Regions from separate parts of the Homo sapiens genome. Here region 1 is linked to region 2. Evidence: read pairs that join two places in POLR2A ChIA-PET (ENCODE). Cell type or tissue: PC-9. All regions are shown on one strand. Links, peaks and the distances in the headings refer to the core of each region. The heading gives the core; the rest is flanking DNA.

Region 1 (5,384 bases), core at 130-5,129, 200 kb before region 2:
GATACTATTATTACCATTTTAAAGCTGGAAAAACAAAATCACAGAGTCAAATATCTAACCAAACTAGGTAAACAACAGTGGAAACAGTTGAGAAACCATTCATTCATGTAACAAATATTGTATTGAATGTCTACTTTGTGCCAGTCACTGGAGTCACAGCGGTGAACAAGACAGAAAAGGTCCCTGTTTTTCTGGAATATACATACAATCCAGTAGGGGAAATAGTCAGTAAATAAGTAAACAAATGAAATAAGCTAATTCCGATAGTGTAAGTGCTGTGAACAAGAAGCAGATGCTGTGATAGAGAGGTACATGAAGGGGACAAGTGCTGCTTTGGTTTGGAAGGGCCAAGGAAGGCCTTGCTGAAGAGGTGAGGTTTGAACTGAGCCTCAAGGGTCAGTTATGTGCAGATCTTGGGGGTGGGGTGCCTCAGGCAGAGGGAACAGCAATGCAAAGGCTCTGAAGTGGGGAGGGATGCCTCTTCTAGGGTCAGAGAGGAGGCCCAGTGGCTGGAAACCAGTGAGCGAGGGGGAGAACCCAGGAAATGAGGTGATAAAGGAGACTATGGGGCCTTGTTGGCTATGGTAAGGGGTTTGGATTTCATTCTAAGTAAGCTAGAAGTCTACGGAAGAGTTTTAAGCAGGTGAGTGATTTGTATTTTTTAAACATCATCTTGGCTCCTTTAAAAGTGCAGAGGGGAAGAAATAAAAACCATGAGAGCAATTAAGAGTCTACTGCAGTAATTCAGGGAAGACTATAATGGCAATAGGAAAATTACAAAAATTAGAAAAGGAGCCCTGATCTCTGATATCAAGTCTTGTTTTTTCAGTCCTGCACTGAAAACTAGATGCTACTACTGCTATCTGCTCTCCTCACTGTTAAGAAAACTAGAAATAAAGAGGGACAAATTTCCTCATAAGAGATAGATTCCATTTAAAATAAAATGAATGTCTGGCTGGGCATGGTGGCTCACGCCCATAATCCCAGCATTTTGGGAGACCGAGGTCATTTTGGCAGATCACCTGAGGTCAGGAGTTCAAGACCAGCCTGGCCAATGTGGGAAAACCCTGTCTCTACTAAAAATACAAAAATTAGCCGGGCGTGGTGGTGTGCGCCTGTAATCCCAGCTACTCAGGAGGCTGAGGCAGGAGAATCGCTTGAACCCAGGAAGCAGAGGTTGCAGTGAGCCTAGACTGTTCCTCTGCACTCCAGCCTGGGTGACAGAGCGAGACTCCATCTCAAAAAATAGAATAGAATAGAAGGAAAGAAATAATAAAATAAACTGAAATATAAAAATAAATAAATAAAATAACTAAATTAAATTTTAAAAATAAATAAATAAAATAAACATCTAGTAGTTGAAGCAAATGTTTGGCCCAGATATGTCATACAGTATGTCCACAGAGCTGGAGAAGTACTAATGACAAGTAAACAGTATAAGCTCAAAACAGAACACAAAAAATGTCCTTTATTCATCTGGTTCAGTATTTGATCCTTGACAATGTGAAAATGAGGATGTCAGACTGATCAGAAAAAGTCTCAGTGTTTCTGTTACTTTAAGCCTCCCAGCTCTGCTGATCTTAAACCTTAACATGAAACTTAATTACAGGTGATCAGATCTTGGGAAAATTGGCTCATGATGCTTAAACTCTAAGGAGATTGATTTGTAATGGAGTTAATTTTAAAAGATAAAAGTATTTTCTGAATAAGACAGCCTACTTGAGAAATCAAATCAAGTTCAGAAAACTGCTTTGTAAATACAATAGGAGAGACAGATGAGATTAGAGGAGCCTATAGCAACAGGTTCACTCCAGATAGGCGAGATGAACAGAGTCCTCTCTTAGCCAATGCTGGGTGTAATTGCTCTGCCAAGCAAACAATGCTCATTCTTCCTGCCTGCCCATGTTTCTCAATCAACTCTAGCTTTTTAATGCTCTGAGTGATCTTTTGTTTTTTTAAATTGTAACAAGAGTAGGTTGTTTTAGTAGTTGATAATTTTATTTACACTTTATTATTTGATCCCTGAAGCAACTAATAAAAGAGTTATAGTTATAATTGTTTTACAGAAGATGCTAATCCTTAATTAACTTCAGTCTGACTCTGGCTTATCTAGGAAAGTATATTTACAGCAGGCACTATTCTTAACACCTCATATAACACTTTTCAGACTAATGTGTTGCCTAATAAAGATGAACCATTGAACTGCTCATCAGTGGTTTCTATGAATCATACTAAATATAGTCACATAGGCCAAAGCAGCAGCAACATATGCAGCCTCTCCTTCTCCCTCCACATTCCAACCCATTGGCAAGACTTTTCAGGTCTATCTCTAAAGCAAATTGCAAGTCCATCTGATGCTCATTCTCTGTTCTGCAGCCAAAAGTAGTTTTTGAAAATACAAATCAGACCATGTCACTCATTTTCTTAAAAACCCCCATTAGCTTCTCACCACCCTTAAAATAAAATCCAAAAGTTATCTTGATTTGCAAGGCCCTACCCATCTGTCCCCTGTCTGCCTCTCTAACCTTATCTCTGGCCACTTTCCCTTGCACTCAGCTAAGCTCCAGGCTCATGGCACCTTTTCTATGCTCAAACACCCAAGATTCCTTCCTGTCTTAGGGCCTTTGCACAGCTATATTCTGGAACATGTGGTCTCCGGTTAATGATAATAATAATATTCAGGCACTGCCCTAAATATTTCACAAGTTCATCTCCTTGTGTAGCCAACACTCTGAAGTAGACATTAGTCTCATTATTGATGTAGCTAGTAAGTGGTAGAACTGCGATTTGACGCCAATGCCTGTGATGTTAACTGTGGTGTTATTTGGCCTGTCACATGCCATTGCCCTTCACAGACTTGCATGGGCTGACTCCTTCTGGTTATTCATCTCAGCTCAAACAGTAGCCTCTCAGGGATGCCTCCTAGGAACTGCCCAATCTAACACAGCCATCCAATCCCTCCTTCTTCATTCTCCACTTCAGCACTCTCTAGTACATCACCTGTTTAAAAAATTTTCTTCATAGCACTATGTCTATCTGAAATTGTTTGTACTAATTTTTATTTATTTATTTATTGTTTATCCTACCTCATAAGAACGTAGGCTTCTAGAGAGCAGGGATCTTGCCTATCCCATTCACCCCTGTGTTTTTATACCTTGAACAGTGCTAGGCACATAAAAGGAACCCAATTAATATTTGCTGAATGAATAAATATTTGGCCAAGGTAGAGTTCATGCTTACTTAGGATTTCATCCTACAACGATTTTTTTCTAAAATAAAGTATCTAAAAGTATATTGTGGCTAGAAATGGACACTACTTATAGTTAAGTTTATGAGGCAATCTATTAAAGGTGAGTGTTGGCCAAGTGCAGTGGCTCACACCTGTAATCCCAGCATTTTGGGAGGCTGAGGCAAGGGGATCCTTTGAGACCAGCCGGGGCAACATAACCCCACATTTGCAAAAATTTTAAAAAATAACTGGGCATTGTGGCGAACAACTGCAGTCCCAGCTACTTGGGAAGCTGAGGTTGGAGGATCGCTTGGGCCTAGAAGGTCAAGGCTGCCATGAGCCAAGATCACACCACTGAACTCCAGCCTGGGTGATGGAGGGAGAGCCTGTCTCTTAAAAAAATAAAAAATAAAGAGTATTGATCACCTCCAATGGTAAACAGGCACAAAGGAATAGATAGTGAAACCATAAGATTTATGCCTTCACCATATTCATATATAATAATTCTATATGGTCTTATATGCATTAAGCTGTGTAAATCTTATTTACATTTTGGCTTACATGTTTTACTAATACTTGCTACTCATTTTGTAGTGTGTTCCTATAGAAAAGCTACACTATCACTCTTCACTACTTTAGTACTTAGTTTACTTAGATGCTTAGTTACTTTCGTTGGTCATCTCTTTCATGAGATGGAGCAACCAGAACAAAACTTATAGCACAGAAGTACCATAACTTTGTAGAATGCTGAAAACTCAGTTGGCCTTCTGAACTAGGGACACACACTTGTTTGATTTAAGCCAGAGGTTCTCAATTGTTATACCATGACATACTCTTCACAAGAGTGCTGCAAATTTTAATCCAACTGTCTAGTGTATTTTTGCTTCAGGCATATATAAACATTGTTATTGTTTGTGCAATTTTGTTTAGGAAAGGATATACTTCCAGGCATATAACTCAAGAAACATGGCACAATATGAGATGAATGCCAAAGACGATGTTTATGTTAGAATGTTGTTTTTGAGTACATAAGAGAATGAGATCAGGGAGCTAAATAGTTTTATCAGTGACTTGATGCTAAATAGCAATCATAAAATAATGTAACTTGTGGATGCTTTTTAGGCCCTATGAACATTGCTATACCACAGTAGTAGTTACATTGTAATTATTACTGATTTGTTTGGGCTCCTTTGAGTGTTTTAGTATTACCCAATATGCTACTGAATTTTTTAGTAATAAAAAGTATACCATGAACACGTAGAGGTTAGGCATCACTATCTACCCATAAGGGGAACACTCTGTAAACATTCAAAATATTTTTTCCTGGGTCATAAATGATAGCTCAAAACTTACCACATAACCAGCTTTTGTTTCCTAACTTCATTATTATATATGCCTGCATTTCTTCCCACTCTGTAATACTTTTTTTGTAATTAAACTCAACTTGCTTAGCATTTCACTACCCCCAAAAAACACTGGTTTCAAACTAGGAAGTTTTCATGCATAAGAAAACATGATAAATACTACACTAAGAAAATGATCAATTTAGTAACTATCAGAAGGTTTTATTTTGGGAAACTTCCCTTCAAACTTACAGTGTGGTGGGGAACCATTTTGAAATGAAACAATAGACAAAGAAATAAAAGATAGAACTAGTTTGGGCATTGAGGAATTGCTACCTACCGTATGTAAAAGTTTTCTTACCCCTTGCTTAAACAGCTACATGTCATCTTGCAAAGAAAGAATATTAAGAGCCAAAAATGCATAATTTAGTCTAGAATAGCACCAGTTAGGCTAAATATGTAGGCTTAGAGAAGGAAAATTGAAAGTAAAGAAAAAGGAAAGAAAGCTAGGAGAAAGACAAAGAGAGTAAAGTGAGAAGAGAACAGAAAGTTTCTCCCTCAATTTCTGTCCCACAGCCACATTCAAAGTGGCACAAGTAACTATTATGTGTCCAAGACTATGAGACAAGACTCTTGTCCTCAAGAATTCACAATCTGGGCCAGACATGCTGGGTCATGCCAGTAATCCCAGCACTTTGGGAGGAGGAGGCAGGAAGATCACTGAGGTTAGGAGTTCAAGACCAGCCTGGCCAACACGGTGAAACCCCATCTCTACTAAAAATATAAAAATTAAAAATATAAAAAATATAAAA
Region 2 (5,364 bases), core at 1-5,000:
AGCCTAAATAAAAAAGCGAGACCTAACTATGTGCTAATCACAAGAAATGCATTGCAAATATATACACAGACTAAAAGTAAAAGGATGGGAAAAAATTATGCAAATACTGTGGTAATAAAGCTACAAGAGTTATATTCATGTTAAAGTAGCCTGGGGGATGGCAAATATTATCAAAATAAAGTGGGACAAGTCATTATAAAAGAATGAATTTACTGAGAAGACATAACAATCCTAAATATGTATGTACCTAAAAACAGAACTTCAAAATATATGAGACAGAACTGGTAGAACCAAATATTTGTCTTTTCAAAGACACAAAACATTCACCACAATAGACCATATGCCTTACCACAAAACAAATCTCAAATTCTGAAATCCTGAAAAAGACTGAAATCCTATAGAGTATGTTCTCTGACCACAATGGAATTAAATTAGTAACAGTAAAATATCTACAGGAAGTTAAACATCAAACTTTTATAATTCATAGGCCAAAAAAGACATTAAAAGAGAAATTAGAAAATATTCAAACTGAATAGTAGTACACAATATGTCATTTTGTGAGCTGCAACTGAAGCACTGCTCAGAGGAAAACTCAGATATTCACAGTATATACAAAAAGGCAACCCTACACTTACTTCTCTCAGTATTAATTTGAAGTGTTTCACAGACCCAAATGTCAAACAAAGCTATAAACTTCCAGAATAAAATTTAAGAAAATATTAGTGACCTTAGGTTTAGAGACAATTCCTTAGATAGGCTTTTAAAAAGATCATTAACTCAAAAAGAAAAAAAAAATAACTGACTACATAAAGATTAAGTTTTTGCTCTCTGAAAGACACTGTTAAGAATGAAAAGGCAAGCCACAAATTACAAGAACATATTTGCAAAACATGTAATTTACAAAACCTGTTATGAAGGACTCATATTCAGAATACATTATGAACTCACAATAAACAAAAAACAACCTATTTTAATGAGCAAAAGATTTGAACAGACACTTCACCAAAGACATATAAATGGCAAATAAGCACATGAAAAGATAATCATCATTAGTCATCTGGAAATTACAAACTAAAACCATGATGATGTATTGCTACAGACCCACTAGAATGACTTAAGTTAGTAAGAATGACAATACCAAGCATCAACAAGGATTTGGAGCCCTGGAATTCTCATGCATTGCCAGTGGGAATGCAAAATAGGCCGTTACTTTAAAAACTATAAACACACTTACCCTACAATCCTGCAATTTCTACTCCTGGATTTTTAACCAAGAGAAATGAAAATATATGTCCACACAAAGATCTATGTTGCAAATATTCAGAGGAGATTTATTCGTAATAGCCAAAAACTGGGCCGGGCGTGGTGGCTCATGCCTGTAATCCCAGCACTTTGGGAGGTTGAGGTGGGCGGATCACGAGCTCAAGAGATCAGACCAACCCGGCTAACAAGGTGAAACTCCGTCTCTACTAAAAATACAAAAAATTAGCCGAGTGCGGTGGCATGAGCCTGTAGTCCCAGCTCCTCAGCAGGCTGAGGCAGGAGAATAGCTTTAACCCAGGAGGCGGAGGTTGCAGTTAGCCGAGATCTCGCCACCGCACTCCAGCCTGGGCGACAGAGCGAGACTCCGTCTCAAATAAATAAATAAATAAACCCAAAACCTGGAAAAAAAAAAAACCCCAATATCCATTAACTAGTAAATAAAGGAATTGTGGAATATCCATACAATGGACTACTACTTAGCAATTAAATGGAACAACTACTGCTTTTAACAATATGAATGATTCTCAAAGCATTATACTAAAATGAAAGAGGACAGGCACAAAATAGTATATCCTGTATGATTTCATTTATATTACATCCTAGAAAAAAGGCAAAATTTGTGCAAATTATACCTCTCTAAGGCTGATTTTTTAACCATGTGGCAGCAAAAAGAGTCAAAGGTATACATATGTGCTCTGGTTAAGACCAGTATTTTCCCTAAATCTTAGTTACAGAAGGCTCTGAGAAGTTAATGACTTGCCCCAAATTAGTAACCAGTGGAAACATGTTTTGGGATATAGATCACTTTACTGTAAATATAAACTTGGAATGTACGCTTTAGGAATGATTAAGAAGATCTGTATAACTAAGACCCTTTGTTTCTGTTTTTGTTTTGAGATGGGAGTCTCGCTGTTACCCAGGCTAGAGTGCAGTGGTGCAATCATGGCTCACTGCTGTCTTGATGTCCTGGGCTCAAGCAACTCTCCTACCTCAGCTTCCTGAGTAGCTGGGACTATAGGTGAGCACCACCACAGCTGGATAATAATTATTATTATTATTTTGTAGAGGGGGTCTTGCAATGTTGCCCAGGCTGGTCTCAAACTCCAGGCCTCACAAGTGATTCTCTCGCCTCGGCTTCCCAGAATGCTGGGATTACAGGTGTAAGCCACTGTGCCTGGCTGACTAAGACCCTTTCGATGGAGCTCCAGAACTATGTTTAACTCACAGTTAAGTATTAAAGGAAGTTTCAATTTACATAGGCAAGCCAGCTAAAACAGTTCAGGCCAAGAGTTGGATGATGTAGCACAGACATCTCAAATACTTAGCTTACCACAATCTTGGCCAATGGTCAAGTTTATTTTGGGACTGGAATATTTAAAAGTCCTTCATATTCTCTGCAGCTCCTACACATTGATCCTATTAAGGCCTTCCAATTCTGAATCTTTTAGGTACTCACCTTTCATTCTCACCTAATGCATTACCTCCAGGCAAATGGGGTGGTAAAGAAGAACTGGACTTTGAAAGGCAACATAATGACAACAGCTTATTAAAAAGCAAGACAAGGCCAGGTTTGGTGGCCCATGCCTGCAATCCTCCTAGCACTTTGGGAGGCTGACACAGGAGGATCGCTTGAGTTCTAGATAAGCCTGGGCAACATAGCGAGAACCCATCTCTACTAAAAATTTTAAAATTAGCCAGGCATGGTAGCGCACACCTGTAATCCCAGCTACTTGGGAGGCAGGAGGATCCTTTGAGCCCAGGAGTTTGAGGCAGCAGTGTGCTATGATCATGCCACTGCACTCCAGCCTGGGTGACAAAGCGAGACTTTGTCATTCATTTCTTCATTCATTCATTCATAAACATAAATAAATAATAAAAAGACAGGAAAACTGATCTTAATACCTAATTAGCCACATCAACTTTAACCTTAGCATAAAAAAAACAAATTAAGACTTTTCTTCATCTCTACCATCAACTCATTTTGCAGAAGTCTAACATTTAATCCACAAGTGGGCAATCCATGAAACCTAAAGCAATTACTACAAGTTCACTAATGCTTACTATACATACCTCACCTCTTCATTTCCTCTTGTCTGACTTTTCACCGAGTTTTTCTCCCCTCTCTTTCTGACCCTTTTATATGTTTATCATAGCTACTTTGTAAGAAAACAATAAAGAGGATATTTATGCCTAATCAGTGAAAAGTACTGACTTTATATCTTTGCTATTGTACTTATTATGGTGATAAGCTCTTTAAGGGAAACTTCTACACTGTATAGGCATAAATAATGGGAAAGGAATACTGATTAATTCTATACCCATTATGAACACTTTTCCCTCTAAGCCATTGAAAAATGGAAGATACTTTACTATTTTCACTCCACTGATCCTGAATATTATCTCATATATAAACTGAGTGTACCTATATATATTGTTTACCCTGAGATTAAAGTCCAAACTATTTTTTAAATACGTAGAAAGCCCACTGGAGAAATGGTCAGACTAACATTAAATATACTGGTCAAAATTCTCAGTTGTAAGTAAAAAAAAAAAAACCCAAATCAAGCTATTTTACACAAAATTAAAAAAAAATTTTTTGAGACACAGTCTCACTCTGTCACCCAGGCTGGACTGCAGTATCGTGATCATGGCTCACTGCAACCTTGACCTTCCAGACTCAAGGGACCCTCCCATGTCAGCATCCCAAGTAGTTGGGACCACAGGCGTGTGCTACCACACCTGGCTAATTTTTTTATTTTTTGTAGAGACAAGTCTCCCTACGTTGCCCAGGCTGGTCTCCAACTCCTGGGCTCAAGCAATCGTCTTGCCTCAGCCTCCCAAAGTGCTGTGATTACAGGTGCGAGCCACCACACCCAGCCCAAAAATCAGAATTTAATGGCTCACAGGATAATGAGATGCTGCGTAGAAACAAGGAAAAAAACTTCAGGACCAGGGCCTCAAAGGCACAGTGCCATGGGATCCATCTCTATCTCATGCTCCTCTTTACTTGTTTGGCCTCATTCTGGTTTCATTCTCTTCCACTGCAGACAGACCTCCTGCCTGGGGTAGGGCAGGAATGAAAGAATCTCAAAAACAAGAAATCCAGTGCATGTTCTATTCCTTTTACTAGTATAATTAAGTGTTGGACGCAGATCCCTAATGTTCAAAAAATATGATTTAAGGATACAACTTAGGAATTATCAATAATCCTACTAAACATAAAAGTTAAGAAAATCTAACCCCTGGCACTGAACCACTAACTTATAATTACAGAAAGTCCTGTCACACATGCTCTGGTTTCTCTTCATAATGAATAAATCTTTTTGCCTTTTACTAAAGATTTCCGTGGAGAGTTGAGGCCTTGCTTAGGCAGGGGTAAATATGAGAAAGAAAAAAAAAGTCTTAACAGGTTAAAAAAAAAAAAAAGGAAAAGAGGCATAAAAGTCAATTTAATGGGCTTATATATATGACAGTTTAGCAAGAAAGAGGGCAATCTCATTTTAAAAATTTACTCAATAACAGCACAAATTTGAAACTAAAGTGTGAGACTCCTACTTTTGGTTATCATATAGTCGCCACAGTAATGACTAAAATTCATGTAGCACTCACATAGCTAACTCTCCCTGAAGAAATGCTTCCTTTCTCAAGAGGTTTAAGTGGAAAGGAATATGAAATTTCTTAACACATCTATGTTCGAAATAACTTTGTTTCAGGAGTAATCACTCTGAAACAACTGAGTGTTAAATAAAAACCAGCAACCCCCAAATCTTTGCTGATCCATCACTTTAACTGATCAGTTTACTACCAACTACAGTATTTACCTTTCCAGTAACACTTCTAGTTCCATACAAACTGTTTTGTTCTACATAACTGCACTGGATTTGGATGTACACTCAGATTTTAAACGATGACCTACATTCAGTGGTGTGTGGGTACCTATAAAACACAGAAAAGGGCCCACTTTCTTTTTTTTTTTTGAGATGGAGTCTCGTTCTGTCACCCAGGCTGGAGTGCAGTGGCACAATCTCGGCTCACTGCAAGCTCCGCCTCCTGGGTTCACGCCATTCTCCTGCCTCAGCCTCCCGAGTAGCGAGTAGTGGG

What was found. ChIA-PET counts read pairs that join two places held together with the same protein. Peaks named below come from ENCODE experiments on the same cell type or tissue, not always from the same donor. Only the 100,000 strongest peaks of a DNase experiment are listed, where the experiment ranks them.
Region 1: POLR2A ChIA-PET joins it to region 2 with 11 read pairs; 2 of 35 experiments call an interaction of 5 or more read pairs at or near these places.

What each region holds. Positions count from the first base shown.
Region 1 is chr22:30,113,383-30,118,766 of GRCh38, reverse strand. The region is part of intron 7 of HORMAD2 (HORMA domain containing 2); the gene reads right to left. Among named protein-coding and RNA genes, the nearest start is that of HORMAD2, 36 kb to the right of the region's middle. In PC-9, for the core only: no CTCF peak of the experiment used is centred there; DNase peaks (open chromatin) are centred at 1,886 and 2,216; H3K27ac peaks cover 3,997 bases.
Region 2 is chr22:29,910,040-29,915,403 of GRCh38, reverse strand. The region is part of intron 1 of MTMR3 (myotubularin related protein 3); the gene reads right to left. It also overlaps the pseudogene RNU5F-5P. Among named protein-coding and RNA genes, the nearest start is that of MTMR3, 30 kb to the right of the region's middle. RefSeq lists an enhancer at 1,839-2,821. In PC-9, for the core only: no CTCF peak of the experiment used is centred there; no DNase peak of the experiment used is centred there; H3K27ac peaks cover 1,014 bases.